Regions from separate parts of the Homo sapiens genome. Here region 1 is linked to region 2. A link is an interaction called in ENCODE POLR2A ChIA-PET data of the cell type or tissue named here. Cell type or tissue: Panc1. All regions are shown on one strand. Links, peaks and the distances in the headings refer to the core of each region. The heading gives the core; the rest is flanking DNA. Region 1 holds the start of LINC03139 (long intergenic non-protein coding RNA 3139). Region 2 overlaps FAM149B1 (family with sequence similarity 149 member B1).

Evidence for each region. Peaks named below come from ENCODE experiments on the same cell type or tissue, not always from the same donor. Only the 100,000 strongest peaks of a DNase experiment are listed, where the experiment ranks them.
Region 1: POLR2A ChIA-PET joins it to region 2 with 14 read pairs; 2 of 35 experiments call an interaction of 5 or more read pairs at or near these places.

What each region holds. Positions count from the first base shown.
Region 1 is chr10:71,875,261-71,886,745 of GRCh38, forward strand. It overlaps LINC03139 (long intergenic non-protein coding RNA 3139), which reads left to right and starts at 2,827. Exons shown (of 2, transcript XR_007062186.1): 1 at 2,827-3,225; 2 at 3,453-3,847. RefSeq lists an enhancer at 737-1,617. In Panc1, for the core only: no CTCF peak of the experiment used is centred there; no DNase peak of the experiment used is centred there; H3K27ac peaks cover 7,392 bases.
Region 2 is chr10:73,199,180-73,210,664 of GRCh38, forward strand. FAM149B1 (family with sequence similarity 149 member B1) reads left to right here. Exons shown (of 14, transcript NM_173348.2): 6 at 9,440-9,607; 7 at 11,072-11,259. It also overlaps the pseudogene EIF4A2P2. Among named protein-coding and RNA genes, the nearest start is that of FAM149B1, 37 kb to the left of the region's middle. RefSeq lists an enhancer at 7,030-7,565. In Panc1, for the core only: no CTCF peak of the experiment used is centred there; no DNase peak of the experiment used is centred there.

The DNA of each region.
Region 1 (11,485 bases), core at 2,021-10,020, 1.3 Mb before region 2:
GTCTCTGGTTTTCCTAGGCAGAGGACCCTGCGGCCTTCCGCAGTGTTTGTGTCCCTGGGTACTTGCGATTAGGGAGTGGTGATGACTCTTAAGGAGCATGCTGCCTTCAAGCATCTGTTTAACAAAGCACAACTTGCACCGCCCTTAATCCATTCAACCCTGAGTGGATACAGCACATGTTTCAGAGAGCACAGGGTTGGGGGTAAGGTCACAGATCAACAGGATCCCAAGGCAGAAGAATTTTTCTTAGTACAGAACAAAATGAAAAGTCTCCCATGTCTACCTCTTTCTACACAGACACGGCAACCATCCGATTTCTCAATCTTTTCCCCACCTTTCCCCCCTTTCTATTCCACAAAACCGCCATTGTCATCATGGCCCGTTCTCAATGAGCTGTTGGGTACACCTCCCAGACCGGGTGGTGGCCGGGCAGAGGGGCTCCTCACTTCCCAGTAGGGGCGGCCGGGCAGAGGCGCCCCTCACCTCCCGGACGGGGCGGCTGGCCAGGCGGGGGGCTGACCCCCCCACCTCCCTCCCAGACGGGGCGGCTGGCCGGGCGGGGGGCTGACCCCCCCACCTCCCTCCCAGACGGGGCGGCTGGCCGGGCGGGGGGCTGACCCCCCCACCTCCCTCCCGGACGAGGTGGCTGCCGGGCGGAGACGCTCCTCACTTCCCAGACGGGGTGGCTGCTGGGCGGAGGGGCTCCTCACTTCTCAGACGGGGCGGTTGCCAGGCAGAGGGTCTCCTCACTTCTCAGACGGGGCGGCCGGGCAGAGACGCTCCTCACATCCCAGACGGGGCGTCAGGGCAGAGGTGCTCCCCACATCTCAGACAATGGGCGGCCGGGCAGAGACGCTCCTCACTTCCCAGATGTGATGGCGGCCGGGAAGAGGCGCTCCTCACTTCCTAGATGGGATGGCGGCCAGGCAGAGACGCTCCTCACTTTCCAGACTGGGCAGCCAGGCAGAGGGGCTCCTCACATCCCCGACGATGGGCGGCCAGGCAGAGACGCTCCTCACTTCCCAGACGGGGTGGCGGCCGGGCAGAGGCTGCAATCTCGGCACTTTGGGAGGCCAAGGCAGGCGGCTGGGAGGTGGAGGTTGTAGCAAGCCGAGATCACGCCACTGCACTCCAGCCTGGGCACCGTTGAGCACTGAGTGAACGAGACTCCATCTGCAATCCCGGCACCTCGGGAGGCCGAGGCTGGCGGATCACTCGCGGTTAGGAGCTGGAGACCAGCCCGGCCAACACAGCGAAACCCTGTCTTCACCAAAAAAATACGAAAACCAGTCAGGCGTGGCGGCGCGCGCCTGCAATCGCAGGCACTCGGCAGGCTGAGGCAGGAGAATCAGGCAGGGAGGTTGCAGTGAGCCGAGATGGCAGCAGTACCATCCAGCTTCGGCTCGGCATCAGAGGGAGACTGTGGAAAGAAAGGGAGAGGGAGACCGTGGGGAGAGGGAGAGGGAGAGGGAGCGGGAGCGGGAGCGGAAAAAATATTTAAAGATGATATACAGTCTACAGCAAACCACCAAATGCATCATTTGCAAGTTTAGGCTAATGATAAAAATTTCAAAGGGGCCAGGCACATTTGCTCATGCCTGTAATCCCAGCACTTTGGGAGGCCAAGGAGGGCGGATCACCTGAGGTCAGGAGTTCGAGACCAGCCTGGCCAACATGGTGAAACCCCCGTCTCTACTGCAACTATAACGATTAGCCGGGTATGGTGGCAGGTGCCTGTAATCCCACTTACTCAGGAGGCTAAGGCAGGAGAATCGCTTGAACCTGGGAAGTGGAGGTTGCAGTGAGCCGAGGTCGTGCCATTGCACTCCAGCCTGGGTGACAGAGTGAGAGTCCATCTCAAAAAAAAAAAAAAAAAATTTGAAAGGGGTTTTTTAAAGGGTGCCTGTGGACAAAGTGTGATCACTGTTGTGTGGAAGTGATCCTTTACGATCCCAATCAGATCACACCATTTGCTGTTCACACATCTCCAGTGGCCTCTTTTGCCTTTGAGCATGCCCAGGTCGTTTCCCCCCAGTCTGGAGGCTCTTGCCCTTTGCTCCTGCTCCAGATATTCATTCTGCATCTGCTCCCTAGCAGCTTTCTCTCTGCCATCCTGCCATCTTTTCTTCTTGCCATGCTAGCATATGTTTATTTATGAGTGGCAGCTGTATCTCTAGTCACTAGGTCAGGACCTGGTATATTCTAGGCGCCCTGGAAGCATTCTCCAGAAACAGAGGTGCGGTGAGGAGAGTTTGGATCCAGTTTGGACTGCAGATAAATGTTTGTGAGGCTGGGCATGGTGGCTCACACCTGCAATCCCAGCGCTTTCAGAGGCCAAGGCGGGAGGACCGCCAGAGCCCAGGAGTGAGAGACCAGCCTGTGCAACATAGTGAGACCCCTGTCTAATTATTTTAAAAAAGGTTGTTTGTGAAATGACTGAGCAAGTAAATAATGAAGGAGTGAAGGAACTTGGACTGATGACCTGGAACACCTGTACCCTTCTCCCACTCCAAAAAACCCCTGCCCATCCTCACAATCCAGGGCCAGCATCACTCTTTTTTTCTGGAAGCTTCCTCAGTATCCTGGGTATGGGTCCCCTGTGATTCATGGAGGACCCCCAGTGGGGCTCCCAATGGCACGGCATTACCAGCACCTGCACCTGCTGCCTCCCCAGTCACCCCTGGCTCCCAGGGTTCCATTGCACAGTAGATCCTCTAGAAATGCTTCACAGACATTGATGTGGTGAGGGAGGAGGGACAGGGTAGCAGTCTCACCACCCATTACCCCCACCCCCGCCTCTCATTCAACGAACACTTTGAGCACCTGGCACTTTGATCCCCTCAGTGCCAGGCACTGAGCTCCAAATCCCAGACTCTGTAACGTGCAAGCAATCCTTACTCTTTCTATTTTAATATCTTAACCCATGTATTTATATACCTTGTCAAGTAAAATGTATTCTTTTTTAATGATTCTCAAAAGGATACTCATTGAAAAAATTTAGAAAACACCGAAAAATGCAAGGAAGAAAAATACAATTCTCTTACAATCCTGTATAATCCTGTGCCTCTAGGCCTACAGTCAGCTCCAAGCAACGGCACAGACACCTCCTCCTCCGGATGACCAGGATTGCCTCTGGGTTTGTCACAAGCTGGAACAGGGTCCTTTGGAGGATGGGGCTCTGTGAAGAAAAAGAGGTGAAGTGTTTGGATTCAGTCTGAGCCAAAGGTGAGCGTTATCAGTCCCCGAAAGGCCTCAGGGGTTGGCTGACTCTCTGAGAGGCCGGCAAGACTGGTGAAGTTCTGGAAGGGGACCTGGGGGGTGGGGCCCGGGGACCTGGGGGGTGGGGCCCGGGGACATGGGGGGTGGGGCCCGAGGCCCAGGCAGAGGCCAAACATTGCCCAGGGCCCGGCTTTAGTCTGCAACAACCCTCATTGTTCTCTCACTGTCTCTAGGCCGCTTTATCTGGGTTTAAGGACACAAGACTCCGTGAAAGACAAGCTAGTTCTTCTTCCTGCCCCGGCAGTCCACTGCAGGCCGATGCAGACGCAACCACTTCCTCAGCCGCTGTGGCTGAGAGCCCGCCACTGCACTCTATGGGCTTGGTGCTGGGTATGGAGAGGAGGGTATGACATAGCCCCTGCCCTCAGAGTTTTTTCCTACTCATTATCCCTGCTGTCTCTGGGGACTTCTTAAATGTCAGCAATCATTGTCATCTTCACTGTTGCCTCCGCAGCCACCGCACATGGCTGCACCTGGGCCATCTCCTCTGATGTAAAGGCTGTGCAGCCAAAATTTGCAATTCTTCCCCCAGCTTTTAAAATTGTAGTAAAATATATATAACATAAAATTTGCCAGCTTCACTGTTTGTTAAGTGTACAGTTCAGTGGTATGAAATACACGCATTGTGCTGTGCAAAGTCACCACCACCCATCTCCAGAACTCGCTTTATCTTGCAAAGCAGAAACTCTGTACCCATTAAACGATAACGTCCCATCCCCATCCCCCTTACCCCCAGCCCCTGTAATGCTTGTTCTTTTCTTTTTTTGAGACAGGGTCTCACTCTGTCATGCAGTCTGGAGTGCAGTGGCACGATCATAGCTAACTGCAGCCTCAACATCCTGGGCTCAAGAGATCCTCCTGCCTCAGCCTCTCAAGTAGCTGGGACTACAGGCACAGCACCACACCTGGCTATTTTTGTTCTTTCCTTTTTCTTTTCTTCTCTTTTTTTTTTTTTTTTGAGATGGAGTCTCACTCTGTCCTCCAGCCTGGAGTGCAGTGGCGCGATCTTGGCTCACTGCAAGCTCCACCTCCCAAGTTCATGCCATTCTCCTGCCTCAGCCTCCCGAGTAGCTGGGACTACAGGTGCCCACCACCATGCCCGGCTAATTTTTTGTATTTTTAGCAGAGACAGGGTTTCACTGTGTTAGCCAGGATGGTCTCAATCTCCTGACCTCGTGATCTGCTCACTTTGGCCTCCCAAAGTGCTGGGATTACAGGTGTGAGCCACCGTGCCCAGCCCTTTTTTTTCTTTTTTTATTACTGGCTTAGGTTTGAGCAGTGATCATTTTAAGTTTTTTTTGTAGAGATGGGGTCTCACTGTGTTACCCAGGCTGGTCTCAAATTCCTGGCCTCAAGCAATCCTCCTGCCTCAGCCTCCCAAAGTGTGGGGATTACAAGTGTGGGCCACCATGCCTGGTCTTCCTGTTTTTCAAATAAAATTACTTTTTATTTATTTATTTATTTATTTATTTTTAAAGATGGACTCTCGGCCAGGCAAGGTGGCTCACACCTATAATCCCAGCACTTTGGGAGGCCGAGGCAGGTGCATCACCTCAGGTCAGGAGTTTGAGACCAGCCTCACCAACATGGTGAAACCCCATCTCTACTAAAAATATAAAAATTAGCCAGGCGTGGTGGCGGGCACCTGTAATCCCAGCTACTTGGGAGGCTGAGGCAGGAGAATCGCTTGAACCTGGGAGGAGGAGGTTGCAGTGAGCTGAGATTGCACCACTGCACTCCAGCCTGGGCAACAACAGTGAAACCCTGTCTCAAAAAAAGAAAAAAGAAAGAAAAAAAAAAAAAACAAAAAACAGAGATAGAGTCTCTTTTGGCTCTCTAATGCCCATGGGATCAATGCCAAATTCATCTCCCTGGCAGTCAATGCTCTATTCTCCTTCTCCCCTCCACCTCTCCACCTCTCCAGCATGCTCCCACAACATTCTGCCCCAGTGACCTCAACCTGCAATGCCCACCTGTCCCATGGACCTCCCTGCCCATGCCTCTACTCCAGCCAATACTGGCTCATGTGTACACACCATGCTGTGTACCGTCTGTGCTTTGCTCATGCCGCTTGCCTCACCCGAGTGCCTCTCCTCCCCTCGGCTCGTCTGGTGCCTGTTTACTCTGCAAGGCCAGCGCATGCCCCCTGCATCCTGGAGGTCTCCTCTCATCATCCCAGCCCCACCGGGCTCCTGCAGCATTTCTGAGGTCTGTATCTTTCAGAGAGCTACGCTGCACATTGCCTGCTGCTCCCAGCAATCCTTACACCTTTCACCCCTCTCCCCATGTGTTTACTGGGCACCTAGGGCATGCTGAACACTGTTTGGGATAAAACAGATCCAAGGCTTAATGAGACAGATACCATCTCTGCCCTCCAGAGGTTACAGTCTGCGGTCAGGGGTGGGGGGGGGACCTACAAGAGAAGGGGCAGAGACCACAGGGCATGTGGTCAGATTTAAAGGGAGGGGCTGCCTCGGAAGCCACCCAGTCCAGAATTGGGCAGCCGTAGAAGGCTTCTGGGAGCAGGCGGATCTGAGCTGAGACCCAAGCATAGGCAAGAGTCAGCCTGGCAGAGGGGTGGGGCACAGAGCTCATCTTCCAGGCAGAGTCCTGGGTGCACATGTGTCTGGCAGAAGGAGGGCTGAGCTGGGCATGAGGTGGAAGTGAGCCGGGCCATGCAGAGCTCAGCAGGCCTGAAGGGGAAGCCATGACTGTCTCACAATGCCTCCCTCAGCATGTGATGCTAAGGGGCAGAAGCTGGCTCCCAGGCACATCTCAAGGGCACCAAGCCAGGCACCCCACAGAAGGCCTTCAGGAACCCTAGTTAAATAGGTGACTAAGCAAATTATTTCATGAATAAATGTAACAATGAACTGATACATTTGAAGGAAACCAGAGTATTCCACCCCTAAAATATGCCTCCTTGACATTTTTTTGTTTTGTTTTGTTCTGTTTTGTTTTTTTGAGACAGTCTTGCTCTGTCACCCAGGCTGGAGTGCAATGGCACGATCCTGGCTCACTGCAACCTCTGCCTCCCAGGTTCAAGCAATTCTCCTGCCTCAGCCTTCCGAGTAGCTGGGATTACAGGTGTGAGTCCAATTCTGTATTTTTAGTAGAGACAGGGTTTCACCATATTGGTCAGTCTGGTCTCAAACTCCTGACCTCAGGTGATCCACCCGCCTTGGCCTCCCGAGTAGCTGGGATTACAGGCATGAGCCACTGTGCCCGGCCTTTGTGTGTGTGTGTGTGACAGGGTCCTGATATGTCACCTAGGGTGGAGTGCAGTGGCATAATCTAGGCTCACTGCAGCTTTGACCTCTGGGGCTCAATCGATCCTGCCCCCAAGTGGCTGGGACTACAGGTTTGAGCCACCATGCCCAGCTAACTGTAAATTTTTTTGTAGAGACGAAGGTCTTGCTATGTTGCCCAGGCTGGTCTCAAACTCCAGGCCTCAAGTGATTCCCCCGCCTCAGCCTCCCAAAATGCTAGGATTACAGGTGTGAGCCACTGTGCCCAGCCTTCAAAAGATATTTTTGAACTGAGGTTTCTCCCACATGATGGGCATAGCACGTGTTAAAAATAAAATTGCTTCTTTTTCTTGTCAATCTATCTTTTGTTTGAGGAGAATGCCTCAATCACGAACTTGTGAGGGATGAACAAAGATGATGTCTTTTCTCTCCTTCCCATGCATGTGGGAATGGGTGAATCCAGGGTTTCTAGTGCTGTTTCCCTGAGTCTTTTTTTTTGAGATAGAGTCTCACTCTGTCACCCAGGTGCAATCTCGGCTCACTGCAACCTCTGCCTCCTGGGTTCAAACGATTCTCCAGTCTCAGCCCCCTGAGTAGCTGGGATTACAGGCACCCAGTACCATGCCCGGCAATTTTTTTTTTTTTTTTAGACTGGAGTGCAGTGGCACGATCTGAGCTCACTGCAACCTCCGCCTCTGGGTTCAAGCAATTTTCTGCCTCAGCCTCCCAAGCAGCTGGGATTACAGGTGGCTGCCACCATTCCTGGCTAATTTTTGTATTTTTAGTAGAGACGGGGTTTCACCACGTTGGCCAGGCTGGTCTTGAACTCCTGACCTTGTGATCCACTCACCTCAGCCTCTCAAAGTGCTGGGATTACAGGTGTGAGCCATCATGCCCAGCCTCCCTGAGTCTTCAGTAACAATCTTGTTTGGCCTCTGGGCAGGCCAAGGAGGAGGAAAGTTACTTGGAGCTTCTCTACCCTGATTTTCAAGGAAGGGAAAACAGAACGAACCGTGAGCCAACAGGCCCTGTTTTCTTTCTCTTGGGAGAAGGCTGGCCTTGGGGAGATGTTCTAGGAAAGGTCACCTTTCCACTCCATGGTGCCAGGTAGGAAACCAGAAGGCCTTCCTTACAAACGAAGGGAACATTTCTTGCCAGATCTCTGGAGGAAAACTTGGAGGGAAAGGTTTGCTGCTATCCTGGAGAAGAAAGATAACAGTACTATCCAACCCCATCTGACCTCTGGAAGGCAAAGTCAGGCACATTATCTTTCAAGCCACGTGGGAAGGAAGGCAAGAGCTAGAGGAGAGACATGGAGGAGGCCCAGGGAGGGCAAGTGATTTTCCCAAAGCTACATAGCCAGCCTTAGACCCAGCTATGAGTTGAACCCACAGGACCTTCTCTGTCCATTAAACCACGGGGAAGGAGGACAGAAGCAGGGAAAACTGAGTCTGTTTGCAGGAAGAAGATTCAGAAAAGCAACTGGACTTACTAGAAAACGAAAGAAAAATTATCTTTCGAGGGGCACCACGGCTCCACCTGCGCAGAATGCAATTTGGCAATGAGGAGTCAGGGACTCAAATGTGTTCCTTTCCGTTAGCCCAGTAATTTAACAGCTGGGAATGCGTCCTAAGGCCTATGGCCAGGAAAACACTCATACAGAGATGCTGATCAGGGCATTAGTTCAATGGTAAAAGACTGGAGATGAGCCAAATGTCTGACAATAAGAAAGCTGTTAAGAAAATCAAGACAGTCACAACATGTTATAGGCCCAATCAGAGGGCCATTTGTGAGGGCTTTTTCATAACGGAGAAAAATATGAACATCAAGAAGTCAGGTGTAGAAAAACAGGATGTGAAATAATTTATGCTGAATAACAACAGCTATTTTAAAAAGGCATAGGAGAAAGATAGGAAGCAAATGGGCCAAAACGGTACTGCAGTGGCTTTTGTGGGATGGAACTGGGGAGAACTTGGGGAACTTGGGTTTTTTATTCTTCTTGTTGGCATTTTCTTTAATATATATGTATTGCTTGTTTTTTTTCCAGACAGGGTTTCACTCTTGTTGCCCAAGCTGGGTGCAATGATGCAATCTCAGCTCACTGCAACCTCTGCTTCCCGGGTTCAAGTGATTCTCCTGCCTCAGCCTCCCAAGTAACTGGGATTACAGGCGCGCACCACCACACCTGGCTAATTTTTTGTATTTTTAGTAAAAACAGGGTTTCACTATGTTAGCCACCTGAACTCCTGACCTCAGGTAATCCGCCCCCCTCTGCCTCCCAAAGTGCTGGGATTGCAGGTGTGAGCCACTGCACCCGGCCTGCTTTTTTCTTTAAAAATGAAAAATATTTTACACTTCTTTTCTGATTATAAAATCAGTAATCAGTATGGCCAGGCATGGTGGCACTTTGGGAGCCCGAGGCCGGTGGATCAATTGAGGTCAGGAGTTCAAGACCAGCCTGACCAACATGGTGAAACCCCGTCTCTACTAAAAATACAAAAATTAGCCAGGCTGTGGTGGCATATGCCTGTAATCCCAGCTACTTGGGAGGCTGAGGCATGAGAATCGCTTGAACCTGGGAGTCAGAGGTTGCAGTGAGCCCAGATCGTGCTACTGCACTCCAGCCTGGGCGATAGAACAAGACCTTGTCTCAAAAAACAAAAACAAAAACAAAAACAAAAAACAGTACATTCTGCTGGTAAAAAAATAAAAATACAAACAATATAGATATGTATGAGAGTAAAAAGTGAAAGAACCCCTGTAATTCCACTGCCCAGAGATAACCAGTGTTAATAGTTAATATTTTCTTAGTCATGCACACACACATAAAACACAGGCAGTGAGGTAAGTGGTCACATTCCTGTACCTATATACACATATACACATGGACACCCACATATACACGTACACAGAGTGAAGGGAAAATAGAATCTCAGGACCCCAAACTCACTATGCCAAAGGGAAAAGTTAAGCTTGGAAACTGAGTCACACCAAAAGCTGCCCTTTCTTTTTTTCTTTCTTTCTTTCTTTTTTTTTTCTTTTGAGACAGATTCTCACTCTGTTGCCCAGGCTAGAGTGCAGTGGCACAATGTCAGCTCAATGCAACCTCTGCCTCCTGGGTTCAAGCGATTCTCCTGCCTCAGCCTCCTGAGTAGCTGGTATTATAGGTGCCCACCACTATGCCTGGCTAATTTTCTTATTTTTAGTAGAAATGGGGTTTCACCATGTTGGGCAGGCTGGTTTCGAACTCCTGACCTCAGGTGATCCACCTGCCTCGGCCTCCCAAAACGCTGGGATTACAGGCGTGAGCCACCACACCTGGTCAAACTGCCTTTCTTTTTGTTTCTAAGCAGATAGCTACAAAATAGAAGACCGTGTCTCCGCTGGTGGCTTCCCTCACCCTGACCATGTACATTAACACCTTATCTTCACAGGTATAAGACAAAGACAAGACTAGAAATCACCCCTCCAGCCACCCAGAGACAAATGCAGATTTACTGAGCCGGCGACAGAGGCATAATTGCCTGTGCCTCCACCCTCTCCTTTCATAGGTAACACGTGGATTTGGTGAGCACTAATCAAAGCCTCACAGAAATGTGCCCCCTTATCTCACTGCCTACCCTCCTTTTTTTTTCCTTCCCCACTTTCCCTCCTGCCTGCTCTTTCTCCTTCTAATACTGAAGCCCTCAAAATCTTCTCTGAAAAAATTATGCGGCCACAGATCCCACTGTGGCATATGCCTCTTTTTTGGGGCACGTCCTCAGTCTTGTCAAAATAGACCTCTAAATATTGATGGAGACTTGCCTCAGACACTTTTCTGGGTTACAACACGCATACATACATATACACATACATACTACATATACACATCCGTATCTATACATGCACTTATGCACATATACACATACCTGTGTGTATATATATATACACACATGGACATGCATGTATGCACAAATACATACACATATATACATGTGTGTATATAGAACTACTGTTTTGGAACTTATTTTTTCATGTAACATGATATATCCATTTCTCCACATCAATTCATATAGATCAATCAGCCTCATCCCCTTTATATTTAACATTTTTTCTTTATTTAAAAAAACCTTTTTTTTTAGAGATGGGGTTTCACTATGTTGGCCGGGCTGGTCTCAAACTCCTGACCTCAAGCAAGCCTCCTACCTCAGGCTTCCAAAGTGCTGGAATTACAGGCGTGAGCCATTGCACCTGGCCAGACTCAATCTCTGTTTTTTTTGTTTGTTTGTTTGTTTTTTTTGAGATAAGCTCTCATTCTGTCACCCAGGCTGGACTGCAATAGCGTGAACACAGCTTACTGCAACCTTGACCTCCCCGGGCTCAAGTCATCCTCACCTCAGCTTCCCAAGTAGCTGGGAATATAGGCATGTACCACCAGGCCTGGCTAATTTTTGTATATTTTGTAGACATCGGATTTCACCATGTTGCCCAGGCTGGTCTTGAACTCCTGGGCTCACACAATCCACCCGCCTTGGCCTCCCAAATTGCTGAGATTACAGGTGTGAGCCACCGTGCCTGGCTGCCTCTTCCTTTCCTTTCCTTTCCTTCCTTCTTCCTCCCTTTATTTTTATTTATTTATTTATTTATTTATTTATTTATTTATTTATTTATTGAGATGGAGTTTTGCTCCTGTTGCCCAGGCTGGAGTGCAATGGCCCAATCTCGGCTCACCATAACCTCTACTCCCAGGTTCAAGCGATTCTCCTGCCTCAGCCTTCCGAGTAGCTGGGATTACAGGCATGAGCCACCACGCCCGGCCAATTTTTTTGTATTTTTAGTAGAGACAGGGTTTCTCCATGCTGGTCAGACTGGTCTCGAACTCCCGACCTCAGGTGATCCGCCCACCTTGGCCTCCCAAAGTGCTGGGATTACAGGTGTGAGCCACTGCGCCCAGCCCTTTTTTCTTTTCTTTCTTTTTT
Region 2 (11,485 bases), core at 2,058-10,057:
GATAACTGTTATCCTTTTTTGTTGTTGTTGTTGTTGTTGTTGTTGTTGTTGTTGTTGAGATGGAGTCTCGCTCTGTCGCCCAGGCTGGAGTGCAGTGGCACAATCTCCGCTCACTGCAAGCTCCGCCCCCCAGGTTCATGCCATTCTCCTGCCTCAGCCTCCCGAGTAGCTGGGACTACAGGCGCCCACCACCACGCCCGGCTAATTTTTTGTATTTTTAGTAGAGACGGGGTTTCACTGTGTTTGCCAGGATGGTCTCGATCTCCTGACCTCATGGTCCACCCTCCTCAGCCTCCCAAAGTGCTGAGATTACAGGCGTGAGCCACTGTGCCTGGCCAATAACTGTTATTCTTTTTATTTGGTTGTTTGTTTTAGGAGACAGGGTCTCACTATGTTGCCCAGGCTGTCCTCAAACTCCTGAGCTCAAGAGATCCTCCTGCCTCAGCCTCCCAAATAGCTGGGACTATAGGCACATGCCACTGTACCCAGCCTATTCCTTTGTTAAATAAATGAATTACAGACATTATATAAATTAAAGGTTATTTTCCAGATATAGTAATATCCAAAGTCCAATGATTTAAAAGATTCCTTTGTTAAAAATAACATAGGCAGCTTTTCAGTCGGGTGCTAAGTCGTTTTTCACATCATGTCTGGTGGCTCCGTGGATTATAACAGCAGAGAACATGGAGACCCAGAGAGAATGGACCCTGATGGTGTCATCGAGAGCAACTGGAAGGAGGTTGTTGATAACTTTGATGATACAAACTTTAAAAAGTCTCTTCTTTGGGGTATCTATGCTTATGATTTCAGAAGCCTTCCGCTATTCAGCAGAGAACTATTATTCCCTGTATTAAAGATCCAAAAGGTGGCCAGGCGCAGTGGCTCATGCCTGTAATCCCAGCACTTTGGGAGGCCGAGGCGGGTAGATTACCTGAGGTCAGGAGTTCGAGACCAGCCTGGCCAACATGGTGAAACCCTGTCTCTACTAAAAATACAAAAATTAGCTGGGCATGTTGGCGCATACCTGTAATCCCAGCTACTCGGGAGGCTGAGGCAGGAGAATCATCGCTTGAACCTGGGAGGCGGAGGTTGCAGTGAGCCGAGATTGCACCATTGCACTCCATCCAGCCTGGGTGACAAGAGCGAAACTACATCGCAAAAACAAAACAAAACAAAAAATACCCAAAAGGTGATTCTGGCACTTGGAGATTATATGGGAGCAACCTGTCATGCCTGCATTGGTGGAACAAATGTTCAAAATGAATGCAAAAACTGCAGGCTGAAGTACCACATATTGTTGGTACACCAGGGAGAATGTGTGATATGTTAAACAGAAGATACCTTTTTTCCAAAATGGATCAAAATGTTTGTTTTGGATGAAGCAGATGAAATGTTCAGCCAAGGGTTTAAGGATCAAATCTATGAGATTTTCCAAAAATTAAATACAAGTATTTAGGTTGTGTTGCTTTCTGCCATGATGCCAACTGATGTGTTGGAAGTGACCAAAAAATTCACTAAAGATCCTATTCAAATTCTGGTGAAAAAGGAAGACTTGAACCTTGAAGGAATCGAACAGTTTTATATCAGTGTTGAGCAGGAGGAATGGAAGTTGGATATACTTTGTGACTTGTACAAGGCACCATTAAACAGGCTGTTATTTTTCTCAATACAAGGTGCAAGGTGGACTGGCTGACTGAGAAAATACATGCCAGGGACGTCACAGTTTTTGCTCTGCATGGCGACATGGACCAGAAGGAGAGAGATACTATCATGAGGGAATTCTGATCAGGGTCAAGCCCTGTTCTGATCACTATTTACTTGTTGGCACGTGGGACTGATGTCCAACAAGTGTCTTCGGTTATAAACTATGATCTACCTAGCAGTCATGAAAACTGTATTCGCAGAATTGGCAGAGGGGTCAATTTGGTAGAAAAGGTGTGGCTAAAAACTTTGTTACTGAGGAAGGCAAGAGGATTCTTCGTGACACTGAGATTTGTATGCAATACTACAGTGAAGGAAATGCCCATAAATGTAGCTGACCGTATTTAATTCCTGGGATGACAGAGTTTTGGATGCAGTGCTCCCTGTTGTTGAACAGACAATTACAATGTGCATTGTGCTTCTTTCTTTGGGAATATTTGAATCTTGTCTCAATTCTCATAACAGATCAGAAATACAGATTTTGATACCAAAGCAACATTAGTCGTGAGCTCTTGTGAGGAAAATCATTGGCTTTATCCTCTTTAGAGTTAAACTGTTAGGATAGGTATAAAAGATGAGTTCTAAAATTTTTCTTTCTTAGAAATTTATTTCCTAGTTCTGTAGAAATGGTAGTATTAGATGTTTTGTATTATTTAATAATGTATCTGGGGACTAAAAGATATAAGTGCTGTATAAAATCAGCCAATTACATTAAAGTAGCATACCTGCCCTTATTGTGTTTGTCATTAGCCTGAGTAGGAAGGCCTTTAAAATTGATTTTTTAGAAGGCATTCGAATGCATTTTATTTGGTATTGTATTTATGCAATCAAATATTTAATTAGTGCTAAGTGTGAACTGGACCCTATGGCTAAGCCCCAGCAAGCAATCATATCCTAAATAGGGTTAAATTCCCAGTAAAATTGCCATATTGCACATGTCTTAATGAAGTTTTAGTGTTAAATAAACTGTATATTCACTTAAGAAAAAAAAAAGGAAATAGCAGCCAGGAGCGATGGCTCACACCTGTAATCCCAGCACTTTGGGAGGGTGAGATGGGCAGATAACCTGAGGTCAGGAGTTTTAGACCAGTCTGGCCAACATGGTGAAACCCCGTCTCTACTAAAAATACAAAAATTAGCCAGGCGTGGTGGCACACACCTGTAATCCCAGCTACTGGGGAGGCTGAGACAGGAGAGTCACTTGAACCCTGGAGGTAGAGATTGCAGTGAGCCAAGATCACGCTACTGCACTCCAGCCTGGGCGACAGAGCGAGACTCTGTCTCAAAAACAAAAAGAAAGAAATAACATTTACAAAGACAACTTTATGGTGTAGAATACTATCTTATTTTTTGCTGCAGCTTTAGGGGAAATGGGAATATTTTTTCTTCTTATCTAGCTAAAATTTCTTTTAATAGTTATAAAGGCCTATAGTTGTTAGAAATTCCTATTTATTTTTCAACACAAAGAATTCCATTAGTTACCACTGACTAAAAATATAATTGGTTATAAGTGGAATAATACGATAGCAGAATAACGTAATGGAATGTTGGGTATACATTCCATATGTTTGATAGCTTTTTTTTTTTTGTTACCCAGGCTGCAGTGCAATGGCGTGATCTCTGCTCACTGCAACCTCTGCCTCCCAGGTTCAAGGGATTCTCCTTCCTCAGCCTCCCAAGTAGCTGGGATTACAGGTGTGAGCCACCACGCCTGGCTAATTTTTAGACATATTGGATCTCCAAACCGATTCCCTCCCTCCCTCCCTCCCTCCCAACCGCCCTTCATCCCTTCCCTCTTCCTTTTTTTGTTTTGTTTGTTTGTTTGTTTGAGACAGGGCCTCGCTTTGTCACCCAGACTGGAGTACAGTGGTGCAATCTCAGCTCATTACAGCCTTGATCTCCTGGGCTCAGGTGATCCTCCCACCTCAGCCTCCCGAGTAGCTGGGACTACTGGTGTGCACCACCTCATCTGGCTAATTTTGTATTTTTTGTAGAGACAGGATTTCGCCTTTTGCCCAGGCTGAGCTTCTCTCATCTCTTACCATCTCCATCCCAGTGCCACCTGCCATGGTTAAGGATCTTATCTGTTTACCAACTCTTGCATAAGAGAAGTTTACTTCTTTTTATGTAAAAGAAGTCTGGAGGAAGGCAATGTAGAGTGGCGGCATGGTGTTTTCAGGGACTGAGACACTTCATCCTTCTGCCATATCATGTTAGCCCACGGTGTTTTTTCTGAAGTTTTCTTCATGGTTCAAGATAGCTGATAGAGCTCCAAACATGATATTCGCTTTCCACGTAGCAGAAAGGAGGAAAGACAGAAGGGCTAAATGGTATCCCTTGCAGTCACACCAGTTCCCTTTAAACAGCCTTCCCAGAGTCCCACAGAATAATTCTGCTCATATTGCATTGACTATCTTTGGCTGCAAGGTAACTGGGAGATGCAGTCTTTGAGGTGGATATGTTGTTTTCATGAATAAAATTGGGATGATTTTACTAGAAAAGAAGGAGAGAATGGATATTGAGGGGCATCTAGCATTCTCTACCATGTATGTATATGGTTTTTATGAAATTATACATTTTGTAATCTCTTTATACTTAATCTTTTATTGTGGACATCTTCTATTTTTCCCAATATTAACTTAAGGACTTTATTCCATTGCATGAATATATCACTATTTAAGGAACTCATCCCCAAATCCTCTATTTTGAAACAGTTGGGCTAGTTTCTATTTTTGGCAATTATAAACAATTCTGTGATCATAATTTTTTTTTTTTTTGAGATAGGGTCTCACTCTGTTGCCCAGGCTGAAGTGCAGTGGCACAGTCATGGCTCACTGCAACTTCTGCCTCCAGGGCTCAAGTGATTCTTCCACTTCAGCCTCCTGAGTAGCTGGGACTATAGGTGCATGCCACCATACCTGGCTAATTTTTGTACTTTTTTGCAGAAACCAAGTTTCACCATGTTGCACAGGCTGGTGTTAAACTCCTGGGCTCAAGCAATCCACTTGCCTCAGCCTCCCAAAGTGCAGAGATTACAGGAATGAACCACCGTGCCCCACCAATCATAATTCTTATAGCTAAATCTTACAGGTCATATCCTTAAAGGAAATCCCTACAAATGAAACCACTGAATCAAAGAAAATGTTTATTTTAAAGCTCCTAATACATATTCCCAAAATGTCTTCCAGTAAGATTTTCCCACCAGCCTTGTTTAAAAGTGCCATGGGTTTGTTTTTTTAACTATTATTATTTTTTTGTGTGTGTGACAGAGTCTTGCTCTGTTGCCCAGGCTGGAGTGCAGTGGTGTAATCTCAGCTCACTGCAACCTCCACCCCACAGGTTCAAGCAATTCTCCTGTCTCAGCCTCCCAGGTAGCTGGGATTACAGGCACATGCCATCACGCCTGGCTAATTTTTGTATTTTTAGTAGAGACGGGGTTTTACCATGTTGGCCAGGCTGGTCTCAAACTCCTGACCTCAAGTGATCTGCCTGCCTCAGCCTCCCAAAGTGCTGGGATTACAGGCATGAGCCATGGGCCCAGCTGCCATGGGTTTATTCTATTTTCCTAATAAAAAAAAATACTTAAGGCACAAAAAAATGTAAAGAGCAATACAAAGTGTAAATTGGTTATATTTAACATTTGGTTAAACTGAGTTCCATTTTTTAAAATTTTATTTCTCAGATTGGATTGACTTTCTCCAGAGTAAACCCACTGAAACAAATGAGTCATCACATATTTACTGAATGCCTAGGAAGGAAGAGAAATTTGAATATTAATAAGATAAGATCCCTGCCCATAAGGAGCATATATTTTGGGCAATGATGGAGTTACTGAAATAAGGATATAACCTCGTGAGATATCTTAAGATGTAATTATAAATGTGATTATTCTTTTTTTTTTTTTTTTTTTTTTTTGAGACGGAGTCTCGCTCTGACGCCCAGGCTGGAGTGCAGTGGTGCAATCTCAGCTCACTGCAAGCTGTGCCTCCTGGGTTCACGCCATTTTCCTGCCTCAGCCTCCCAAAGTGCTGGGACTACAGGCACCCGCCACCATGCCTGGCTAATTTTTTTTTTTTTTTTTTTTTTTTTTTTTTTTTTTTTTTTTTTTTTTTTTTTAGTAGAGACAGTTTCACCCTGTTAGCCAGGATGGTCTCAATCTCCTGACCTTGTGATCCGCCTGCCTCAGCCTCTCAAAGTGCTGGGATTACAGGTGTGAGCCACCCGCCTGGCCAATTATTCTTAGTTTTTAAAAAACTTGTTGTATAGCTTGTTATAGTTTAGATATTTGTCCTTGCCTAAATCTCATGTAGAATTATAATCCCTAGTGCTGGAGGTGGGGCCTGGTGGGAGGTGTCTGAGTCATGGGGACAAATCCCTCATGACTTGGTATGATCTTTGCAATAGTGAATGAGTTCTCATGAGATCTAGTCATTTAGAAGTGTGCGGCACCTCTCCACACACACACACACTCTGTCTTTCTTCTGCTCTGGTCGTGTGATATGCCTACTCCTCCTTCACTTTTTACCATAAGTTAAAGCTTCCTGCAGCCTCCCTCAAAGCAGATGTTAGCACTATTAGCACTATGCTTCCTGTACAACCTGCAGAGCCATAAGCCAATTAAACCTCTTTTCCTATAAATTACCCAGTCTCAGGTATTTTTGTTTTTTGTTTTTGTTTTTTTGGGTTTTTTTGAGACAGAGTCTCACTCTGTTGCCCAGGCTGGAGTGCAGTGGTGTGATCTAGACTCACCACAACCTCCGCCTCCCGGATTCAAGCAATTCTCCTGCCTTAGCCTCCTGAGTAGCTGGGACTACAGGTGTGCACCACTGTGCCTGGCTAATTTTTGTATTTTTAGTAGAGATGAGGGTTCACTGTGTTGGCCAGGCTGGTCTTGAACTCCTGACCTCGTGATCCGCCTGCCTCAGCCTCCCAAAGTGCTGGGATTATAGGTGTGAGCCACCGCACCTGGCTAGGTATTTCTTTATAGCAATGCAAGAATGACTTCATACAGAACACTGGTACCAAGGAATGGGGTATTGCTATAAGGATACCTGACAATGTGGAAGTGACTTTGAAACTGGGTAATGGGCAGATGTTGAAAGACTGGAGGGCTCAGAAGACAACAGGAAGAGGGAAAGTTTAGAATTTCTTAGAGACCAGTTAAATGGTTGTGACCAAAATGCTAATAGTGAAATGGACAATAAAGTCCAGGCTGACAAGGTCTCAGAAGGAAATGAGGAACTTACTGGGAACTGGAAGAAAGGGCATGTGTGTTATGCCTTAGCAAGGAACTTGGCTGTATTATGTCCATGCCCTAGAGATCTATGGAATTTTGATCTTGAGAGTCATGACGTAGGGTATTGGGTAGCAGAAATTTCTAAGTAGCAGAGTGTTCAAGAAGTAACATGCCTGCTTCTAACACCTATGCTCAGATGTGGGAGCAAAGAAATGACTTAAAGTTGGAATTTATATTTAAAAGGGGAGCAGAGCATAAAAGCTTGGAAAATTTGCAGCCTAGCCACATGACAAAGAAAGAAAAAGCTTTTTGGGAAGAGGAACTCAAGCAGGCTGTGGAGCAACCACTTGATAGAGATATTTGCATAACTAAAAAGCAGCCAAGTGCTAATAGCCAAGACAATGGGAAAAAGGCATTTCGGAGACCTTCACAGCAGCCCCTCCCATCACAGGCCCAGAGGCCTAGGAGGGAAGAATGGTTCTGTGGGGCAGACCCAGGACCTTGTTGCCTTGAGCAGCCTTGGGACACTGCTTTTTGCTGGGGCTCAGCGGGGCCCAGTTACAGCTTGACTTGCCGCTTTAGAGAATCTAAGATGTCCTGATCTCAAGTGATCCATGGTGAAACCTTGTCTCTACTAAAAATACGAAAATTAGCCAGGTGTGGTGGCGGACGCCTATAATCCCAGCTACTTGGGAGGCTGAGGCATGAGAATCCCTTGAGCTTGGGAGGTGGAGGTTGCGGTGAGCTGAGATCACGCCACTGCAGTCCAGCTTGGGTGATACAGCAAGACTCTGTCTCAAAAAAACAAACAAACAAACAAACAAACAAATGTTGCAAGCAAGCTGTAAGCCTTGGCAGCTTCCATGTGGTGTTAAGCTTGTGGGCACACAGAGGGCAAAGAGTGAAGGCTTGGCACTATCTGTGTAGATTTCAGAGGATGTAAGAGAAAGCCTGGGTGCCCAGGCAGAAGCCTGATGCAGGGGTGGAGTCCTCACAGAGAATCTCTATTGGGCAGTGCAGAGAAGAAATAGGGGGTTGGAGGCCCCACACACAATTCCCACTGGGGCACTGCCTAGTGGAGCTGTGGGAAGGGGGTCACCATCTTCCAGACCCCAGAATGATAGATTCACCTTGCACCCTGTACCTAGAAAGCTGCAGGCATTCAGGCCAGGTGCAGTGGCTCATGCCTGTAATCCCAGCACTTTGGGAGGCCAAGATGGGCAGATCACTAGAGACCAGGAGTTCGAGACCAGCCTGGCCAACATGGTGAAACCCCATCTCTACTAAAAATACAAAAATTAGCTGAGTGTAGTGGTGCTCGCCTGTAATCCCAGCTATTCAGGAGGCTGAGGCAGGAGAACTGCTTGAACCCGGGAGGCAGAGGTTGCAGTGGGCCGAGACCCCACCACTACACTCCAGCCTGGGCGACAGAACGAGACTCTGTCTCTCAAAAAAGAAAAAAAAGAAAAAAAGAAAAAAGAAAGCTGCAGGCATTCAACTCCACCCATGAGAGCAACCTTGGGAGCTGAACCCTGCAAAGCCACAGGGGTAGAGCTGCCCAGGGTCTTGGAAGCCTACCGCTTGCACCTTGTCATGGGACATCAAGGGGTTCTAAGAGTTAATGACTCCCCTACTGGGTTTTGAACTTGCATGGGATCTGTAGCCCCTCTCTTTTGGAACAGAAATGTTTATCTAACGCCTATACTCCCATTGTATCTTGGAAGTAAATAACTTGTTTTTGATTTACAGGCTCATAGCTGGAAGGGATGTGCCTTGTCTCAGAGGAGACGTGGGACTTTGGACTTTTGAATTAACACTGGAATGAGTCAAGACTTTTGAGACTTTTTGGAAACCATAATTGTATTTTGCAATGTGAGAAGGATATGAGATTTGGGAGGAGCCAAGGGCAGGATGCCCAAATCTCATGCTGAATTGTAATCCCCAATGCTAGAGGTGGGGCCTGGTGGGAGGTGTTTGGGTCATGGGGGAGGATCCCTTATGGCTTTGTACTGTCTTTGCGATAGTGAGTTCCCATGACATCTGGTCATTTAAAAGTGTGTGGCACCTCTCTTGCTCCTGCTCCCACTTAACATTCCCCCATGAGTAAAAGCTTTGTAAGTCCTCTGCAGAAGCAGATGCCAGCACTATGCTTCTACAGCCTCCAGAACTGTGAGCCTATTAAATCTCTTTTCTTATAAATTACGTGGTCTCAGATATTTCTTTATAGCAAGGCAAGGATGACCTAATACATAGCTATAGCTGTTTGCATCTGAAAAGACAGCAAGCAGTACCAGATAGTCCATAGTACATGTAGGCAGAATAGTTCTGTGACCAGAATTTAATCTTCCTGTTCTGAGAAATGGTAGGTTATTGAGGCTTAGAATAGTCCACGAAGGTATTGCCAGGGCAAGGGGAGTTTGAGCCAAAACTCATGTAACTGTGTTGCCATAAGAACTGTTTATGTTTACATAATTAATATTTACTTCTTTTTTCCACTCCAAGATTTGGTATAAGGGGAAAGAAGTTACATTTTTCATCTTCTTATGCTCATAAAGCATCTTCCATTGCCAAATCCTCCAGCTTTTGTTCTATGGAAAGAGATGAGGAAGACTCTATAATCGTCTCAGAAGGAATAATTGAGGAATACCTAGCATTCGATCACATAGATATGTGAGTATTATGCCTTTTAAGCTTTTTACTCCCCTCTTATTTTGTGTATTAATACCTATTTTTTCTAAATGATGCTACCAATGTATATTATTAAATATATGCCAGTTTCTGTTATTTATTTTATGTTATTTCTCAGGTATCCAGAATTTATGTTCTTATTGCCTCCATGTACTAGACTTCCTTGTGTATTTTATAACTTCACACATCATTTGCCTGTTCCTGAGATTAGAGATTTTAAAATAAGTTTATTTTTTCCCCACATAGTTTGATTTTACCCTTTTGCAAATTACCACCAGTGGGAACTTTGAAACCTTTTAAAAGAGCAGTTGAAGAGATATGGACTTTGTTTACATAAATTCTGTTTGAAAAATGTATATACAGGCTGGGCGCGGTGGCTCACACTTGTAATCCCAGCACATTGGGAGGCCGAGGCAGGCAGATCACTTTGGGTCAGGAGTTTGAGACTAGCCTGGCCAACATGGTGAAACCCCATCTCTACTAAAAATACAAAATTAGCTGGGCATGGTGATGCGTGCCTCTAATGTCAGCTACTTGGGAGGCTGAGGCCAGAGAATCGCTTGAACCCGGGAGGCGGAGGTTGCAGTGAGCCGAGATCACGCCACTGCATACCAGCCTGGGCAACAGAGCAAGACTCCATCTCCAAAAACAAAACAAAACAAAAAAGAAAAGAAAAAGGTATAAACAGTTTGTTTAAAACCTTATGGTTGGCACAGATTTTATAATTAATAATGTCTATTTATATCTATTCTAACTATATTCTAACAGTAGACCTATCACATAGATATGATTTATCTTCTTTACTGGATAGGTGAGAATCAGAGTAGTTAATGATTTGTCTCAAGTAAAGCTAAAACCAAAACCTTATTCATCTGATTCTCAATCCAGTCTTCTCTTCACTATTCCTTGCTACCTTTCTGTGACATTAACCTGTTAAACTATTCCTCTAAGCCTTTAAAAGTTCCAGATTTGATAGTCACAGCAGCATATTTGAAAATAAGTGAGAATTTCTTTTTAGGCTGTGCAGCTGTGGTTAGGTCTAGTAGTTAGTATTGTGTCACATGATTCTGGATGCATTTTTTTTTTCCCATTGCATTTTTTTCCCATTGTATTTCCTGCTGAGCCATGTTCACTCACGTATCACTCATGTGCACACAGCCCTAGGGCCAGCTAAATATAAGCCAGGCTTCTATACATAATACCACTGAGCTAGAACTGGAAGCAGATTCTTTTGGTTTTCCAAAGATTGCCTCCTTCCCTTTCACTTCTCCTGTGTCAAATTACTTCTATTTTCTATTTATTACTTCTATTTGGCCTTTGTCAAATTAATTCTATTTTCCATTTTTCCTCAAATCAAAGTGAATTTTCAGGTAATACACAGACAATTTTAGAAAGGCAGCCTTCCCTTCAGCATCATGAAGTCTTTCCTTCTTGCTTCTGTTACAGAGAAGAGGGATTTCATGGGAAGAAATCAGAAGCAGCTACAGAGAAACAGAAATTAGGGTATCCTCCCATTGCTCCATTTTACTGCATGAAAGAAGATGTCCTTGCTTATGTGTTTGACAGTGTATGGTGCAAGGTTGTGAGCTGTATGGAGCAGTTGACACGTAGTCACTGGGAAGGATTTGCCTCTGGTAAGGATCTTTGTGAAAATAATGTAAAAATCAATTGTTTATGATTTCTAAACCCTAACCAGTCTATTAGATGATATGCTTCTTAGTGCAAAAGGTGCGTATGGGCCAGGCACAGTGGCTTATGCCTATAATCCAAACACTTTGGGAGGCCAAGGGGAAGGATCTCTTGAGCCCAGGAGTTTGAGACCAGCCTGGGCAATGTAGTGAGATCCCATCTCTCTAAAAA